2 separate regions of the Homo sapiens genome follow, and region 1 is linked to region 2. Evidence: chromatin loops called from intact Hi-C (ENCODE). Cell type or tissue: prostate gland. All regions are shown on one strand. Each heading gives the region's core, and the rest is flanking DNA. Links, peaks and the distances in the headings are about the cores only.

What was found. Peaks named below come from ENCODE experiments on the same cell type or tissue, not always from the same donor. Only the 100,000 strongest peaks of a DNase experiment are listed, where the experiment ranks them.
Region 1: a loop joins it to region 2, with 2.3 times the contacts of the local background. A loop is called at or near these places in 4 of 110 quality-filtered maps.

Annotation. Positions count from the first base shown.
Region 1 is chr20:49,504,630-49,513,956 of GRCh38, reverse strand. PTGIS (prostaglandin I2 synthase) reads left to right here. Exons shown (of 10, transcript NM_000961.4): 8 at 696-877; 9 at 2,778-2,929; 10 at 5,893-9,327. The coding sequence ends at 6,037. Among named protein-coding and RNA genes, the nearest start is that of KCNB1, 27 kb to the right of the region's middle. RefSeq lists an enhancer at 8,274-8,775. In prostate gland, for the core only: a CTCF peak has its summit at 5,178 (motif pointing right); DNase peaks (open chromatin) are centred at 2,926, 3,226 and 6,076; H3K27ac peaks cover 2,598 bases.
Region 2 is chr20:49,390,788-49,400,114 of GRCh38, reverse strand. All of the region lies in intron 1 of KCNB1 (potassium voltage-gated channel subfamily B member 1), which reads left to right. The region is part of intron 2 of LOC105372649 (a long non-coding RNA gene); the gene reads right to left. Among named protein-coding and RNA genes, the nearest start is that of KCNB1, 87 kb to the left of the region's middle. In prostate gland, for the core only: no CTCF peak of the experiment used is centred there; a DNase peak (open chromatin) is centred at 4,744; H3K27ac peaks cover 3,296 bases.

The sequences.
Region 1 (9,327 bases), core at 898-8,897, 110 kb before region 2:
ACAGGTGGATCCATGCACTTTAACAATGTCGTCAGGACTACTCAGTTCCTCTCCACCTCTCAGCCCTGTTTCCCACTGGGTTGGCTCCAGTCTCAGGCTGGCAGTAGCTGTTGGCAGCTCAAGGCTGACTTCCTCCTGGCTCTGTGAGACTCTGAATCTCTTACAGTGTTCCCACCAAGAGTCCCAAGACTGTGTCTCATTGGCTTTCTTTGGGTCATGTGTCCATCCTGAACCAATCACAGGGCTCAGAGGGATGCTCTGATTGGCCAGTCACAGCCCCATCCCAGGAGTTGAGCATAGAAGCAGCAGTCTAACCCCTGAGAATGAGAGAGGGGTGGACCCTAGAGGAAAATCAGGGGCCCGTTTCCAGAAGAGAAATATATGCCGGGCAGACAGGAACAGAGATTGATGGCCCTACTCTCTCCCCAGCCTTCTGATATCTCCCTAGCTCCCACCTTCCCTCACAACTTCTCTTGGGGTCAGACCTGGATACCCTCATGTTCAAACGTCTCTGAGGGACCACAGAGACCACATGTCATCGTGTGTCCTTTTTCACCTTGCTATGTGACTGTGTGGGCGAGGCAGGCACCCTCTCTGAGCCTCTTCATCTTCCTCTGTAAAATAAGAGCTGGGGTTGGCATATGAGCAGGTGAAGGGATAGCCCGCTGACTCTTCCTTGCACCTGCCCCATGCAGATAGCGTGCTGAGTGAGAGCCTCAGGCTTACAGCTGCCCCCTTCATCACCCGCGAGGTTGTGGTGGACCTGGCCATGCCCATGGCAGACGGGCGAGAATTCAACCTGCGACGTGGTGACCGCCTCCTCCTCTTCCCCTTCCTGAGCCCCCAGAGAGACCCAGAAATCTACACAGACCCAGAGGTAAATGGCAGGGGCGCCTGGTCATATGGGGTCTGTGGGAGAACAATCAGTGACTTTGGGATGAGCCAGATCTGAGTGGCAGCCTGGCTCTGCTCTTTGTTTGCTATGTGACATTGCCCAGATTGCTTCACCTCTCTGTGTTTGCTTCCTCACCTGTGAAATGGACCTCATAATAGCACCTGCCTCATGAGATTGATAGGAAGATTAAATGGGATCATGCATAAGCAGATATTGATGGCCCCACTCTCTCCCCAGCCTTCTGATATCTCTTTGGCTCCTACCTTTTTTCACAGCTTCTCTTGGAGTCAGACCCAGATCCCCTCATGTTCAAGGGTCTCTGAGGAACCCTAGAACATGAGGGGATGTTCATTCACACTGAGTGCTTTGTGATAGCTCAGCCATTTTCCTTATTTCAGATTGTTATAATGTCAGTTTCTCAACACTTTTGCCTTGCCCCAGACTTTGAGAAGAAGTAAACTTTCACAATTGCTAACAGATTGGGTGTTTACTGTGTGTCAGACCCTAAACTACATGCTCATCTATCCATCCATTCATTCATCTGCCCATCTACTCATGCATCTGTCTATTCATGTATTCATCCATCCATCCACACACTCACTTATCTACCTATCCATTCATCTATCCATCCGCCCATCCATTCATCCATCCACCCACCAATTTACCCTTTCATCCACCCATCTACCCATTCATTTATCCATCCAGCCACCCATCCACTCATCTATCCATCCATCCACTCATCTACCCATGCATCCATCTGTCCATTCATCCATTCACAAATTCACCCATCCATCCATTAATCTATCCATCCACCCATGCATCCATGCATCCATCCATCCATCCACATACTCACCCATCTACCCATCCATTAATCTATCCATCCACCCATCCATCCATCCATCCACCCATGAAGCTACTCTTTCATCCACCCACCTACCCATGAATCCATCCATCTATCCATCCGTCTGTCCATTCAATCATCTACTCATTTATCCATCCATCCACCCACTCATTTATCTACCCACTCACTCATATGTCCATCCACCCATTCTTCTACTTATCCACCCATCCATCCATCTATCCACCCATCTACTCATCCATCCATCCATTTGTCCATTCATCCATTTATTCATCCATCCACCCATCAATCTACCCATTCATTCACCCATCTACCCATCCATCCATCCACCCCATCTACCCATCCATCCATCTATCCATCCCTCCATTCATCCATCTTTCCATCCACATTTCCATCTCTTAGTCTATCCACTGGTTCATTCACCTATCCTTCCACCCATCTTTCAGTCGGCAGCTACTCCATGCCAAGCTCTGTGCTCAGCTACAACCCTTGCCTTACCACTGTGCAGTGTAACCAAAGGAAATTGGCATTTTCTTTTTAAAAAATATTTTAATTTCTTTTATTTTACATTACAAAAGTAATATATATCATAGAATATAAAGAAATACAGAGAAATATATACTTAAATGTAAAAAATATGTATTTCCCTTCTTCTCCAGTTCTACAGAGTTCTCTGACCAAGGTTTGGAGTGTGCCTTGCGAATTGTTTTCATGGCTTTACAGGCATACACACAACACATTCACATGCCATGAAAAGATTGGTGTGTGTATAGGATCATGCAATATATACTATTCTGAAACTTGCTTTTTTCACTCAACAACCAATTGTAGAAATTCTTTCCATGTCAGTACACACAAACCTTTTGCCATAATTTTTTAACCAATCCCCTATCAATTGACCTGTATATGGTTTCCAGTTTTTCCCTCTTATAAACATGACTGTCATGAACATCCTCATACATTTTTCTTGGTGTGAGCTTGTTCTGGGAATGGGGTCAGAAAAGGACCTTCTTCCTATTTCAGGTATTTAAATACAACCGATTCCTGAACCCTGACGGATCAGAGAAGAAAGACTTTTACAAGGATGGGAAACGGCTGAAGAATTACAACATGCCCTGGGGGGCGGGGCACAATCACTGCCTGGGGAGGAGTTATGCGGTCAACAGCATCAAACAGTGAGTGGGGGGCCAGGGCAGGGCCAGGGTGGCTCCTGATCCCCTGGTTGGCAGGCGCCCTTCTCTCCTGGGACTGAGGGCTCAGCCAGGAGAATGGTTTGGCAGAGGCTTCACATGGACAGCCCGTGAGCCATCTCTTATTTGTGGTTTTACAACTGTGTGCTTTTATAAATCAGAAGAGCTCGTGTAAAAAAGCCAGATTTCGGATTTCTTTTGAAATAATCAGATCTGGCAGCAGGTTCTTCCCTCCAAGACTGGTGTCCAGATTCCAAATACTGGACATTCCTTTCAGCTGACCGTAGCTACCCGTCTGCAGCTGCTGCCGCATGTTCAGAACTTCATGTTAGGAACTGGCCGAACTTCACTGTTCCCACTTGGTTATTTTAATACCTGTGGGGCCGAGAGCCTCATAAATTATCTCCCTTGAACCCCAGGAGCTTTGGCCACCAGGATCACAAACAGATTGGACCAGGGGTTATGACATCTGCCCTGTCCTCCTGTCCAGCCCCTGTGCAATCATAAGCTGGGTTACCTTCTGAGCCTGTTTCCTCAACTGTAAAATGAGGGTTCTGATTATAACTATACCCCAGGAGTGTCAGGATAAATGAATTGGATCTTTCTAAGTTCTTAACCCACTGTCTGGCTCATTGTAGGCATTTGAAAAATGTTAATTATTACCATAATTGTTAATATCATTATTGTGCATGCATTGTGCTAAGTGAGTGGGCACGTTACATAAACCTTTAGCCTCAGTTTCCTCAAGAAAATGGAGTCAATTATGAACATAATACAGCTCATATGCATTCCTTAAAATCACCTTGCTGTGTGAAATCATGCAACAAAAACTGCAGGGATTCACGCCTGTAATCCCAGCACTTTGGGAGGCCGAGGTGGGCAGATCATTTGAGGCCAGGAGTTGGAGACCAGCCTAGCCAACATGGTGAAACCCCGTCTCTACTAAAAATACAAAAATTGGCCGGGTGTGGTGGAGCGTGCCTGTAATCCCAACTACTCAGGAGGCTGAGGCAGGAGAATCTCTTGAACCCAGGAGGTGGAGATTGCAGTGAGCCAAGATTGCGCCGTTGCACTCCAGCCTGGGCGACAGAGTGAGACTCTGTCTCCAGAAAAAAAAAAAAAAAAAAAAAAGAAAGAAAGAAAGAAAAAACTGCAGGGATTGAGGGAAAAGGGGGACTGGGGCCAACACTCAAAAACCTCATCAGTGACATAATAAAAAAAAAAGAGAGAGAGAGAAGAACCCAGTAAAAAAAATGGTAGTAAAGTTTTATACATGTTACCTGGCTAAGAACTATGTAAGTGCTGTAATAACTGTGGCTGTAGATCGATGCTTAGTTGTGTGCATGTGTATATTTTATGGATTTCTGCACACCCAGGTTCAGCTGGGTGCAGTCTTTCGTCTTCACCTCATGTTTCTCACAAGTGAAATTGCACGTGAGCAAATGTGAAACTTGCATTATATTCAAATGGTGCCCTAATATATCAATCCTATTGGAACAAATTCACCTGTTCAAAACAAGTGTTAGAGCAGAACCGACTGGCATTCCTACCTCATCAAGTTTTTGGACAGATAAAAAGAGATAGCGGGTACTAAATGCTTAGATGGTGCCTAGCGCACAGTGTTCCAATAAATTAGCTAATTTGTTGTTATTTTTATCTCACTGAATTGTCATGACAACCCTGCTGGTCCATCTAAAACCGAGTCTAGGCAGGTCAGATCATTTGCCGTGTTCCCAGGAAGTGGAGGTGCAGGAGTTCAAATCCAGGGGTGGGCACAAAACCGCCATCCCTTAGAAACTCACCCTCTAGTTTCCTACAGCCTCAGAGCTGGAAGAGACTCAACATGCCTTTCCCCTCTTTGACCAGATGGGAGAACTGAGACCCAGAGTGGGTAAGAACTTGGCGAGGGCCACATTCCCATAAGCGGCACAGCCCAGATCTGTCCAGAGTGTTAACTCCCCTCTCTCCTCATCTGCCCTCTTCTTCACTCCTTCAGTGAGACAAAAGAATCCCCACCATGTGCTCAGTGCTGCATCGGGCGCCTGGGTTGGGGTAGGGAATAGTGGTGGGAAAAGAGTCATAAGATATTCTCCTGACCCTTACGAACATGGGCATTGGTAAGATGAGGCAGGGAGGCAGCAACCGTTGACATCCCCCGTAGGGCTGCCTCCACATTTATGGGGGCACTGATTACATCATAGGCATGGCAGCTGCGAATAGTTATTATGACAGTTTTCCCAGAAGATGGCAGTAGAGAGTGCTTGTTCTTGCAAAGTTGGTCTATTTAGGACAATTTTCTCAGAGATGGCAGTAAAATGTCTTGAGAGCGATGCCTGTTTCTAATCTCACAAAGACACCTAAGGGTTAGCAGCAGTCCTGGCCAAGATAGACAGTGAGGGTTCCAGGAGTGTGGGGAAAGGCGGCAAAGTGTGTGGGCTGGAGGATCCAGAGGAGTCGCCGTATTAATCAGCACAGGCTCAGCTCTGCACCTGCCGAGTCTCAGTGGCTTTTACCAACAGAGGTGTAGTTCCACTCACACGGTATCAGCTGTGGGATTGGAGGGCTTCCCCACTCTGTGCACAGACTCGGGCCAGGCTCTTTCCCTCTTTCGGCTCCACCGTCTCAATGTGAAGCCTGCATGGCTGCCAGGCAGGAGGGACAGCTGGAGAGCCACACACTGGCTCGCGAATGCTTTGACACAGGAGTGACACAGGCCACTTCTGCACACAGCCCATTCACCAGAACTCATCCACGGGCCTGCCTAACCTTACAGGGGGCTGGCAAATGTGGTGAGCAGCAAATGCGTTTCTTCTACTTCCTCACTCCTCTCCTCACTTTACTCAAAGTTGGAGTCAGACTTAGGAGGCAGCCATGGCTCCCCTGCCTTGTTCCCGATAACCCCCTGCCCTACTCCTCTCCTTCACACCTTCCATGCCATCTCTCTGCAGATTTGTGTTCCTTGTGCTGGTGCACTTGGACTTGGAGCTGATCAACGCAGATGTGGAGATCCCTGAGTTTGACCTCAGCAGGTACGGCTTCGGTCTGATGCAGCCGGAACACGACGTGCCCGTCCGCTACCGCATCCGCCCATGACACAGGGAGCAGATGGATCCACGTGCTCGCCTCTGCCCAGCCTGCCCCAGCCTGCCCCAGCCTCCCAGCTTTCTGTGTGCACAGTTGGCCCGGGTGCAGGTGCTAGCATTACCACTTCCCTGCTTTTCTCCCAGAAGGCTGGGTCCAGGGGAGGGAAAAGCTAAGAGGGTGAACAAAGAAAAGACATTGAAAGCTCTATGGATTATCCACTGCAAAGTTTTCTTTCCAAAATCAGGCTTTGTCTGCTCCCAATTCACCTCGTTACTCTCACCTCGTGATATCCACAAATGCTATTCAGATAAGGCAGAACTAGGAGTCTTCACTGCTCTGCCCCCAACTCCCGGAGGTGTCACCTTCCTAGTTCTTATGAGCTAGCATGGCCCGGGCCTTATCCAGTCAAAGCGGATGCTGGCCACAGAAAGGCCACTCAGGATGTCCTTTGTGTCCATTGATGTCATTCAGCAGTCAGTCCCCCAATAATCCTTAAACTAGCTAAAACCAAAGGAGTCCCTTAGAAGATCTGCTTCCCTGGGGCCCCATTTGCCAGATTGCCCCATTGCTCACACTACTTGAGAAAATGCAGGAGAGCTTCCCCCAAGGCTGATGCATTCCCGGTGCAGAACAGGGGCACCCTCCAAACACTGGGCTCTGAGGAGTGGAGTTCTCTGTTCTAGAGTGACAGGCACCAGATGGGATGGGCTTTCTCAGTGTCAGCACTCAGGTAGGGAGCTAAGGAAGACACAGCCCAGACAAGATGGCTGGAAGGAGCCAGCCAGGACTCCTTAGACTGATCAAGCCAAAAAAGAAGGTGCCGATTTCATGCATTCTAGTGCAGAAGCCCCAACTGTGATCACGATCCAGTCTGCAGACGTGTTTTGTTTGGACTTCACTTAAAAAAATGCCTTAGTTGTTATCATCTTTGGGAGAGTTCATTCAAAATGTCCAGCTTCTCTTGAAAACTTGGTATATCTGGCCACACTGGGCTCACATTCCCAAGGGTAACTCTTGGCCAGAGCTGAGTGGCAGCCGCCTCCCTTATGCAGGACATGTGCTCTCGGCTTCACCAGGGTTCTGACCGGGTCTGCTTCTGCATTCACAGCGCCTCCTGGACCTGAAGGCATCTGAGTGTGAGACCCTGTTCTAACTCTTAGAAGTGACATTGTAAGAGGTGGTGGGGACCAGCTAATTGGTCCAACCCAGCCTGAGTGCACCACCCTTTGAACAAATGTATCAGTGATGAAAATTTGCCTTTGCCCCGGCTTGCCTGTAATCCCAGCACTTTGGGAGGCCGAGGTGGGCGGATCACTTGAGGTCGGGAGTTCAAGACCAGCCTGGCCAACATGGCGAAACCCCGTCTCTACTAAACATAAAAAAATTAGTCAGGTGTGGCGGTGCGTGCCTGTAATCCCAGCTATTCAGGAGGCTGAGGCACCAGAATTGCTTGAACCCAGGAGGTGGAGGTTGCAGTGAACTGAGACTGCGCCACGGCACTCCAGCCTGGGCGACAGAGCAAGACTCTGTCTCAATAAATAAATAATTAATTAAAATAAAAAACAGCTTAAAGAGAAAAATGGCCTGCAAACCTTTTTTATGATGCTATTTTTATTAATATAAAGTCCTGTTTATTGAGACCCTTTAAATGCCTGCGAGAGACCCTACAGACAGTATGTCTACTCCTCACAGCATCTCTATGAAGAGAAGGAGGGTTGTGCCCACTTCATAGATGAGAAAACTGAGAGGTGAGGTGACTTGCCTGGGGCCACATAGCTCATAAGCTGTAGAACTCTGCAGGCAGATTTACTGTCCCAGGAGCAAATGCTGGATGAGCAACTCCTGTTCTTTGGGCTCAAGGGGACTGGTGATGGGACAATTCTTCTCGACTTCAGGAGCTGACAGAGCCAGAGGCACCTAAACTTGGGTACATCTTGTAAGACACATAATGAGGTCCCTCTAGCTTTAGCTGGAGGGAGATAAAAGAACCCCAGACCTCTGAATGTCCCAGAGGCTAGTCTCTTCTCAGAGCAGCACTGGGGTTTGGGGGCTTCCCTGGGCCTCAGCCTCCAGGCACCCCCAGGATTCCCAGAGAGACGCTGTGATTGGCAGGAGGCAGGATATCCCCAGGGAAACCCATCTTCACGCCTGGGTGACCCCCACTGCCGCCTCCTTCTTAACTCTGCAGGAAATCAGAGCTGGCAGCCTCCAGTGGGAGGACAGAGCCGGTTTCCGTGGCAACCCTCAGCTGCCTCATCGTGGCTGGGAAGGGAAGGAAGCAAGCCGGCAGAAATAGCTATGGAAGGTCTTGCGCAGGCTGCAACCCTGGTGTGCTGGGCGAAAACCCTTATGACTCCCCCCTTCCAAATCAGGCTGGGTTGTCACTGAGACTAGATTCTCACCTGCCTTCAAAGAAGGGCCAATTCCCTTTAAAGGTCGCACCTCCTTGGAACCACAGTCATTAGTGAATTACACTCAAGGAAAAGATGTGCTCCCACCAGGCAGCTCCAGCTGTTACCTGAGATACTGAAGTGCAGCTCAGGAGACGATTATTTAAACCTGCCCTTGTTTTAATCGTTATTTTTCTCTTTAAAAAAAATAGAAGCTATAAAGAAAAGAGGGAGAGATGAGTGGGTTAGCTACCTGCTATGCGCTAGTTAGGAAGTTACCTGGATGCCATTGTATTTCTTCATCCCTTGCTTAAGAATCAAAATTACTGGACATATGTTAGGAATACTCTTTCTTTCTTTCTTTCTTTTTAAGCTCAGTGGCAAGAATGAAATACTCTTTTTTTTTTTTTTTTTTTGAGATGGAGTCTCGCTCTGCTGCCCAGGCTAGAGTGCAGTGGCGTGATCTCGGCTCACTGCAAGCTCTGCCTCCCGTGTTCACACCATTCTCCTGCCTCAGCCTCCTGAGTAGCTGGGACTACAGGCACCCGCCACCACACCCGGCTAATTTTTGGATTTTTAGTAGAGATGGGATTTCACCGTATTAGCCAGGATGGTCTTGATCTCCTGAGCTCGTGATCTGCCCGCCTCGGCCTCCCAAAGTGCTGGGATTACAGGTGTGAGCCACCGCGCCCAGCCAAGAATAAAATACTCTTAAGTTGATCTAATGAAGTGTTTCCTTACCATTGTGATTATTGTTACTATTATTTGCTATATTTTAATATTGTTGTTTACCAAATATTCTCCTTTAAACAGACTCGCTTTTTAAACTTTTTTTTTTTTTTTTGAGACGGAGTTTCACGCTTATTGCCCAGGCTGGAGTGCAATGGCACGATCTCAGCTCACCACAAC
Region 2 (9,327 bases), core at 945-8,944:
GCGATGGCAGTGATGGTCATATTAATGGTGGTCATAAGAATAACATTACTGGGGCCAGGCGCGGTGACTCATTCCTGTAATCCTAACACTTTGGGAGGCTGAGGCGGGCAGATCACCTGAGGTCAGGAGTTCGAGACCAGCCTGGCCAACATGGTGAAACCCTGTCTCTACTAAAAATACAAAAATTATTCTCTGGTTTCTCTTCAGATCGTATAAATCTTTTGCCTTTTACTAAAAATACAAAAATTAGCCTGGCATGGTGGTACACTCCTGTAATCCCAGCTACTTGGGAGGCTGAGGCAGGAGAATTGCTTGAACCTGGGAGGCAGAGGTTGCAATGAACCAAGATTGTACCACTGCACTCTAGCTTGGGCAATAGAACAAGACTGCATCTAAAAATAAAAAATAAATAAGAGTAACATTAATTGGTAGCAAGAGAGAAAAGAAGGAAGAACATTCCAGGAGGAAAACAAGGTTCTGATTGCAGTTATAAGAGACAGAAATCCAATTCAAATTGGCTTAAGCTTGAAAAAAAATGGGAGGGGTGATGCAACTGCGAAGTTCAGAAGTGGTTCTGGCTCTGGCCCAGATACACAGGCCTCGAACAATACCATCAGTGCTTGTCATTGCAACTCAGTCTCTCTCCATCTTTTGTCTCTGCCCTCCTCTACGAGGGCTTCACTCTCAAGCAAGCTCTTTGGGCTCCAGGCTTCCTATCTCCCAGCTAGACATTTTCCCTCAAAAGAGAACTCCTGGCCGGGCACGATGGCTCATACCTGTAATCCCAGCACTTTGGGAGGCCAAGGCAGGCAGATCACAAGGTCAGGAGATCGAGACCATCCTGGCTAACATGGTGAAACCCCGTCTCTACTAAAAATACAAAAAATTAGCTGGGCGTGGTGGCATATGCCTGTAGTCCCAGCTACTCAGGAGGCTGAGTCAGGAGAATTGCTCGAACCCAGGAGGCGGAGGTTGCAGTGAGCTGAGATTGTGCCACTGCACTCCAGCCTGCACACAGAGTGAGACCCCGTCTCAAAAAAACAAACAAACAAAAAACAAAAAAACAAAGAGAACTCCTCCTCCCCCATGGTTGCAAAGTTCCAAGATCCACTCTCATGAAGCCATCTTGTGTCACATGCCCATCCCTCAGTCAATCACAAAGGCTGGGAGGGTTGGTCTATGCTGATTGGACCAGGCAGAGCCACATGGCCACTCCTGGAGCTGGAGGTGGCCTCAGAGTAGAGACATCAGAAGAGGGTGAGAGAGAGGTGCAGGGCAGAGGATCAGTGGGTGGCCTTCAGAGGTAGGACCAGATAAAGACGCCATGGGTCCCAGGACCTGGTGCTTGGTAATGCTCAACAATTAATGTTTTTAATTGTAAAACATTAATGTGCTGTAAAGATAGGGAACAACCCATAGGTTGTGAGGTAGAGCAGCCCTGGGTTCAAATCCCAGCTCTGCTACTTGTTAGCTGTGTGGCCTTGGGCAAAGCACTTGACCTCTCTGTGGCTTGGTTTCTTCATCTGTAAAATTGGATGAAAATGATCGATTGTTTTGAGTATTAAATGAGTTATTGCATTCAAAGCACTTAGAAAAGGGCCTGACACATTGTCGGTACTCAGTAAATGTTAGTTATTATGTTCATTATCTATTCAGTGTACTCAATGGTGCCAACTTATATGACTCACTAGGATTAAAATCTCTTCCCTCCACCTGGATGCTCCTTTCCCAGATCTTCATACAACTCGATACTCCATCTTTGGGTCTCAGCTCAGATGTCACCTCCTCAGAGAAGCCCTCCCTGACTACCATAGTTGATGATGTCCCTACAGCCAGTCTCTATCCCATTAGCCCATTTTCTTGCACCTTGAAGAGATCCTTTTTAATTTACCTATTTCCTCATTTCATGTCTGCTTCCCCCACCCAAATATCAGTTCCCTGAAGACAGAGTCTGTCTTGATCACTGCTGTGTCCTCAGGATCTGGAAAAGTGTTTGGCACATAGCTTGGCTCCATAAATGTTTGATGAATGAATGCCCCTTTTCTTCCCCGATAGTATTTCTGTGCCGCATCATCCATCAGGGAGGACACTGGGGCAAAGATGTAGCAAGGGGGGAGGGGTGCAGAGATGCATACCCCAAATAGCTGGGTTGGAGCTTCGGGGGGAGACCTAGGTGAGCCTGCCACCCCTCTGTCCCCCAAGAAGGGTCTTTTAGATCCCTGTCCCCGGTTGTGTAGAGGGTCTCAGCTCTGGGTGGCCTAAGAGGACAGGAGCGTTCTTCTTGACTTGGGTCATCCTAGCCAAGGTCAGGCTAAAGCCAGCAGGCCTGGGATTACACACCCTTGCACATCCAGCTGCTTAGCCGGATTAGTGCAGACGCCATGCCCACAGGCCTAGGCCCAAGACAGGGGCCCCGGGAGGGTGAGTCACAGGCCACCTCACCCTCCTACTCCTCTGGCCTTTCCTACACTGGAGAAGCCTCAAGACCTACCAGGGACCTGACAGAGTGGCTGTATTTTCTGTGTATATTTTCATTACTGTTTATTGAATGTCTACTGTATACCAGGCCCTGAACGGGGCACTTTACAGGCTCTCAGTCAGTCCTTCAGTCTGAGAGACTAGGGCTCATTTATTTATTTTTAAAATTCAGTTCCTCAATAGTTATTAAGCACCTACTATGTACCAGACACAGGTCTAGGCATGAGAGATGCTGAAGTTACAAAGATGGTCCCTGCTTTCATGGAGCTTTTAGAGGAAAAGACAGGCAGGGAGTAAATAAATATTTTCATTTTTTAATTTTTTTAATTTTTTTTTTTTTAGAGATAGGGTCTCGCTCTGTCACTCAAACTGGAGTGCTGTGGCGGTGACATGGTTCACTGCAGCCTCGACCTCCTAGGCTCAAGCGATCCTCCCACCTCAGCCCCCCAAGTAGCTGGGACTACAGGTGCACGCCAACTCACCCGGCTAATTTTTGTATTTTTTGTAGAGACGGGGTTTTACCATGTTGCCCAGGCTGGTCTCAAACTCCTGAGCTCAGGCGATCTGCCTATCTCGGCCTCCCAAAGTGCTGGGATTACAGGCATGAGCCACTGCGCCCAGCCATGAATATTTTTTAAATGCTCTTCAGCTCCTCAAGCCAGAGGTGAAGAAGTCGGGAAGGGAAAATGTGGATGGGCAGGTAGAGCTTTCTCGTGCACTCTATAGGCCCAGGAAGGATGTTTGTGGCCCATAACCCACGGCTGCTTGTGGGGAGCTTTGCCGTCTGTGAGAGAATAGAATATGGACAAGCTTTTACCACAAATGTTTGTTGAATGACTGAATGAATATTCTGCTGTTGCTCAGAAGCCTTCCCAAGCTCCCCATTGTCTGCGGGGTCTGGTCCAGACCCCTCAGCTGATGTTCACAGCACCCCCATGATCTGGCCCCAGGTGCTCCTCCGATTCCTCTCCATCTCAGGAAACACCACCACTATCCTCCCAGTTGCTCAGGATGAAAACCTGGGATTCCATCTTGACTCTTCTTTCCCTCGCCCCACACATCTGAGCCATCAGCAATTGGTTGATTTCACCTCCAAAATATAACTTGAATTTGTCTTCCGTACTGTGAACAGACACAGTCTCTTGCCTGGACACCTACCACAGCCTCCTCACTTTGATTCCTGTTTCTATTCCAGTCCCCCTACAGGCTGTTCCTAGGTGCAGCTCGGGGATTATTTTATTTTATTTTATTTATTTTATTTTATTTTATTTTATTTTATTTTACTATTTTTTGAAACAAAGTTTCACGTTGCCCAGGTTGGAGTGCAATGGCACAATCTCGGCTCACTTTAACCTCTGCCTCCCAGGTTCAAGCGATCCTCATGTCTCAGCCTCCCGAGTAGCTGGGATTACAGGCGCCCACCCCCGTGCCCGGCTAATTTTTGTATTTTTAGTAGAGACAGGGTTTCACCATGTTGGCCAGGCTGGTCTCGAATTCCTGACCTCAGGTAATCTGCCCACCTCCGCCTCCCAAAGTGCTGGGATTACAGGCATGAGCCACTGCGCCTGGCTAGAGCTAGGGGATCTTTAAACCTACATTAGGCCATGGCCGTGTGGCTCCCAGGATTCTCAGGTTCAAAACATCCTATCAGGTCTTAAAGGCCTGCCTCTCTTCTCTCTTTGACCTCAACTCTCACGCCCTTTGTCTTCCTCCCTAGCACCAGGGACACTGGTCGCCTTTCTCCTCCTCTTCTTGCCAATCTCTTCCCTGCCCCAGGACCCTTGCACTTGCCGTGACTGCTGCCCGGACCGGCCTTTCCCCAGATCTTTGCGAGCTGGCTCCTTTGCATTCCTCAGATCCGCACTCACGCATCACCTCCTCAGTGAGGCCCTCCAAAGCCGTTGGGCTAAAGTAGTCCCCTATCTCCTGCCCGTCTTTTTTAATCCTCTAATTCTGCTTTACTGAGGTGTGGTAGGATGAGCGGTGGGGACTAGGAGGAGCTTCAGAGCAGTCTAGAAGCAGGAGAGACGAGGGGAAAATGCAGCCAGGGGCTCTAAGGAAGCAGCAACATGGCTTCTCTGCAGCCATATACGGATGGATGAGGGGCTGGCCCAGGCAGGGATTCCATCCGCATATTCCTGATCCAGGGCATCTCGCGGACCCAGCTCTTGGCCCAGCATTCCCTAAGGAACCCATGACTGCTTCTCTGGCACTGTTTAATCTTTTCCCTCATCGCTGGCTACACGTCTAATGATTTATTCCTGGGCTCCCAAACCAGATTCCTGCAGAAGCCAAGCGAGCCTCATAAACAACACGCACAGGGTGCACGTGAGATTTTAGAGTACAGGACTGGACTTAACACCGCGCAGCGGCAGCCTGGGCTTGCCACGGAGCAGCGTGGACCAAGAGTACCCAGAGCTTCAGATTTTTCTTGAGAAGCTCAAATGTGAATTCATAGGGAAAATAAATATTGGCAACGAATTCACTGTGTGGGCCAAAACTCCCTGCCGGTGGATGAGTGGGGGGCCGTCCTGCTGGCAGGGTGTCCTCGGTTCACATGCGTACCCTGGGGTACGCATTTTCCATGCATGATTTCATTGCTGCCTGACAACCACCTGTGCAGGGGGTATTATTCTGAGCCCCATTTTACAGATGAGGAAGCTGAGGCTCAGAGAGTTAATGTGATCATACATGCCAGAGTTCAACCTATATCTAGAACTAATCTGCTTGCCCAAAAGCTGAAGTGGTTCCAAACTCTGTACTAAGAGTGTCTACCTGTTTTGTCTGACTTCATCTTCCGATTCTGCCTGTTTCACACGGGAGACTCAGAGAGGTTAAGTAATGTACCGAAAGTCACCCAGCTGCCAAGGGCCAGGATTGGAACCCAACTTTGTCCAAAGTCAAAGTTTGTAGGCTAACCCCTTACTCTCTATCCAGTTTCAATATGAAGGAGCTTTGAGAAGTTCAAGTGACCACAGAATCCTTGGTGGTACTGAAACAATTATCTGTACAAGATCCTACTAAGCGTAAGCCCTGAGAAGTGCTAAGACTTCTGGCCCTTCTATGGAAACCCTGTGTTGCAGCCAGGGCTCTTAGATGACACTTTTTTGGAGAGAGTGGGATCCTCAGGAATTTTGTTCAAATGCTGACATCTGACCGCTTGTTCACTTTATGTGTCAACTCCTGGGCTTTGGTTGCTCCTGCCAGACCCCAGTGCAGGCTGGGAGAGTTTGGAGGATTCCAGATGCAATCTAGAATCTGCCCAGAAGCTTGCGGCTCATGGGGGAGCTTCCACCAGTGGGTATACCTCCTCCCGTCCTTCTCTCCACCACTCCTTGATCTATGGAAGAAGGGAACAGGCATTTCTTGAGGACCTGGTAGATGCCATGCACTTTCTTTGTGATATCTCAGTGTGATTCAGCCCCTTCCTTCCTGTGGATCCTAAACGCAAGTCATTTTACCTCTATGAATCTTAGCTCTCTCACCTGTAAAATTAAGATAACAATTTTGTTCAGTCAGATCACTTTTTATTTGCAAGGGTCAGAAATCCAGCCCAACTGGCCTAATCCAAAAAGAGCATTCATCAGTTCATATTGTTGGAAAATCCAAAGGGATGGCTTCAGGGATGGCTGGATCCAGGTGCTCAAATAATGTCATTAGAAACCTGTCTTTGTGTCTTGGCACAGAGTCCCTCTGCTTTGGCTACACTCTTGGGCAGATTTTTTTTCCCCAGAGAGCCAGAGTTGACCCTCCAGCCACTTCTGGTTGATATCCTGTTAACCCAACAGCCCCTGATGAAAGAGACCACCTCTTTCCCAATAATTTGAGAAAAAGTTCCAGGATGAACCCTGATTGACCAATTTTAGTCATGCCCACACTACTAAAGTAATCCCTGTGGCCAGGGAGATGAATTATCCTAACTGGTAAGCTTGGATCTCACTCTTACCCCCTGAAACGGAGAAACAGGGTCAACTTCACTTAATGCGTGATTGTGGAGGAGGAACAATTCCCAAAAAATGATGCTAAACTATCCAAAAACATATCCACCACACTAATACCTACCTCCTGGGTACTTGTGAGGATTAATTGAGATAGTATGCTGTGCCTGGCTCCCAGTACATGCTCAGTTACTCCATAGCCAGCCTTGTCAACTCCTTCCTGAACCTCTGACTATCCATCTCTGACCCAGCCTCAGAGTGAGACAGGCATGAATTCAAGTCCTAATCCTGCTGTGTGGCTCTGGGCATGTTATTTAGGGGCTCCAAGCCTCAGATCCATCCTCTGAAAAATGAAGGTGAAAAGAGGAGCTACTTCCTGGGGTGATGGTGAATAAATGCTTTGGTACCTCACATGTCGCGGGTGTGCAGTAAATGGTGGTCTCCCCTCTTGCCAGTTTTCTCTCTGTGTGCACACCTGCCCTAGCCAAACTGGCTTGACTGTTATTCCCCACCTCCAACCCTTTGAATATGCAGCTGCCTCTGCCTAGAACACCCCTACTCCCATCTCTGCCTGCTGGAATCCATCTCTAGCCCTCAAGCCCCAGCCCAAATGTTTCCTCCTCCAATGGAACCTCACCTTTTTGAGGCTTGGTTTTCACAATTGCAAAGCAGGAATTACGAGAGTATCTACCTCCTGGGGTTGATATAAGGAGTAAATGAGATCGGTCATGCAATGCAGTTGGCGCAGTGCCTGCTTTGGTGAGAAATCAATAAATCTCAGCTGTTATTATATCATTAGTATCAGGCATCCAGCTGCTAATTCAAGCTTGCATTTTCCAATAGTGCCTTGCATAGGAGGGGTGCTCAGTAAACATATTGCATTTGGGTGGTCCGATTGGGGTCATGGCTTCTAAACCCATCCATCCAAACTTCCATCCATCCATCCATCCCTCCATCCAACTGACCAACTCACAAACCATTCACCTGTTCATTCATTCAGGCAGTCATTTAGTGCACCAGTATTTGTTGAGTGCCAATGCCACATCTGGCTCTGTGCTGGGCAGTGGGGACCCAGCCTTGTGAAATAGACACAGTCCCTGCCCTTGATGTGCTAACCTAGGTTGGTGGAGAAGCGGAAAATAAATGAGTAAACAAACAAATAAACAAAATGATTTGGCCAGGCATGGTGGCTCACATCTATAATCCCGTCCCTTTGGGAGGCTGAGGCGGAAGGATTCCTTGAGCCCAAGAGTTTGAGACCAGCCTGGGTAACATAGTGAGATCTTATCTCTACAAAAAGAAAAAAAAATAGCTGGGCATTGTGGCGCACATCTGTGGTCCCAGCTACTCAGGAGGCTGAGGTGGGAGGATTGCTGGAGCCTGGGAGGTCAAGGATGCAGTGAACCATGATAACATCACTGCACCCTTTTGAGACCCTGTCAAAAAAAAAAAAAAATGACTGCAGATTGTGACAAATCACCAAGGAGGTAAAACAGTGCAGCAAGAGTGAGTGACTGAGGAAGAGGTATTTTTAATCAGGCAGTGAGGGACAGTCTCTCTAAGGAGAGACTGTGAGGGATAAGAAGGAGCCAGTCACAGACAATCTGGGATGAGGATGTTCTAGACAGAGAAACAGCAAGTGCAAACGTCCTGAGGCAGGAGTGGGCTTGGCATGTGGAAGAGCAGACAGGTGGCCAGTGTGGCTGGAAGGGAGTGACTATGTGCAAGAGCACAGAGAAAAAGAGATCAGAGAGGTCAACAGGGGCCAAGTCAGGCAGGGCCGTGCAGCCTCCATAAGAGTTTGGACCTTGTTTCAAGTGCAGCAGGACACCACTGGAGGACTTTAAGAAGGCGAGTGATGAAACTTCACAAAGACTGCTGTGACAGGGCAATGAAAGGGCTGACTCAACTTAATTCAGTCTAGGAAAAGCTGGTGACATTGCTACTGAGTCCCGAAAGAAGGAAGAAAGCAAACTGGTGAAGGGGCAGGGGAGGTGGCAGGAAAAGGTCTCTCCAGGCCAGGCCCAGGGAACAGCAAATGAAAAGGTGCCGAGGTCTCTGTTGACCTCCCTCTTAGAACAGGAAAATGAGAGGCTACTGAGAGTCCAGAAAGGGAAGGAAGGAAGGGTGTGGAGTGGAGCCAGTTAAGGACACAGGGAACTACTCAAGTTCCATGGAATGGAGTTGTTTTCTGAGCAACTTGTTCCCAGTCCATTGCTACGTTATTCTGGGCAACCGGTGTCTTTTTGCCTGTGTTACTATCAGATGGGTTGGCAGTCCATGTGTAAGTTGTACTCCATATTCTCCATATACTGGAGAATTACTGGGCTAACCACTGCAGTGCTGATTAGAATCTAGGCCTGGCTCTATAACAAAGTGAGACCCAGGGAGAGAAGTATATTTCTCTCATCAGTCCAGATGAAAATAGTCCACGACTAGTACCATGGCTCTATAAAGTCATCATGGCCCCAGCCTCATTCCACCTTTCTGCTCTGCTTTTCCCAGAGTGGGGTTTTCAGTCTCACGACTCTCAGTGGCTGCTAGAGTTCCAGCAATCATGTAATCATCCCTGGCAGCAGGATGGAGGAAGATCTAAAAAGAGGAGGCAGCCTTCCCTGCTTTAAAGAGATTCTGGGGCTGGGTGCAGTGGCTCATGCCTGTAATCCCAACACTTTGGGGGGCCAAAGCGGGCAGATCGCCTGAGCTCAGGAGTTAGAAACCACCCTGGGCAACATGGTGAAACCCCATCTCTACTAAAATACAAAAAAATTAGCCAGGCATGGTGGCGCGCACCTGTAATCCCAGCTACTCCGGAGGCTGAGGCAGAGAATCGCTTAAGCCTGGGAGGCAGAGGTTGTAGTGAGCCAAGATCGTGCCACTACACTCCAGCTTGGGCGATAGAGTGAGACTC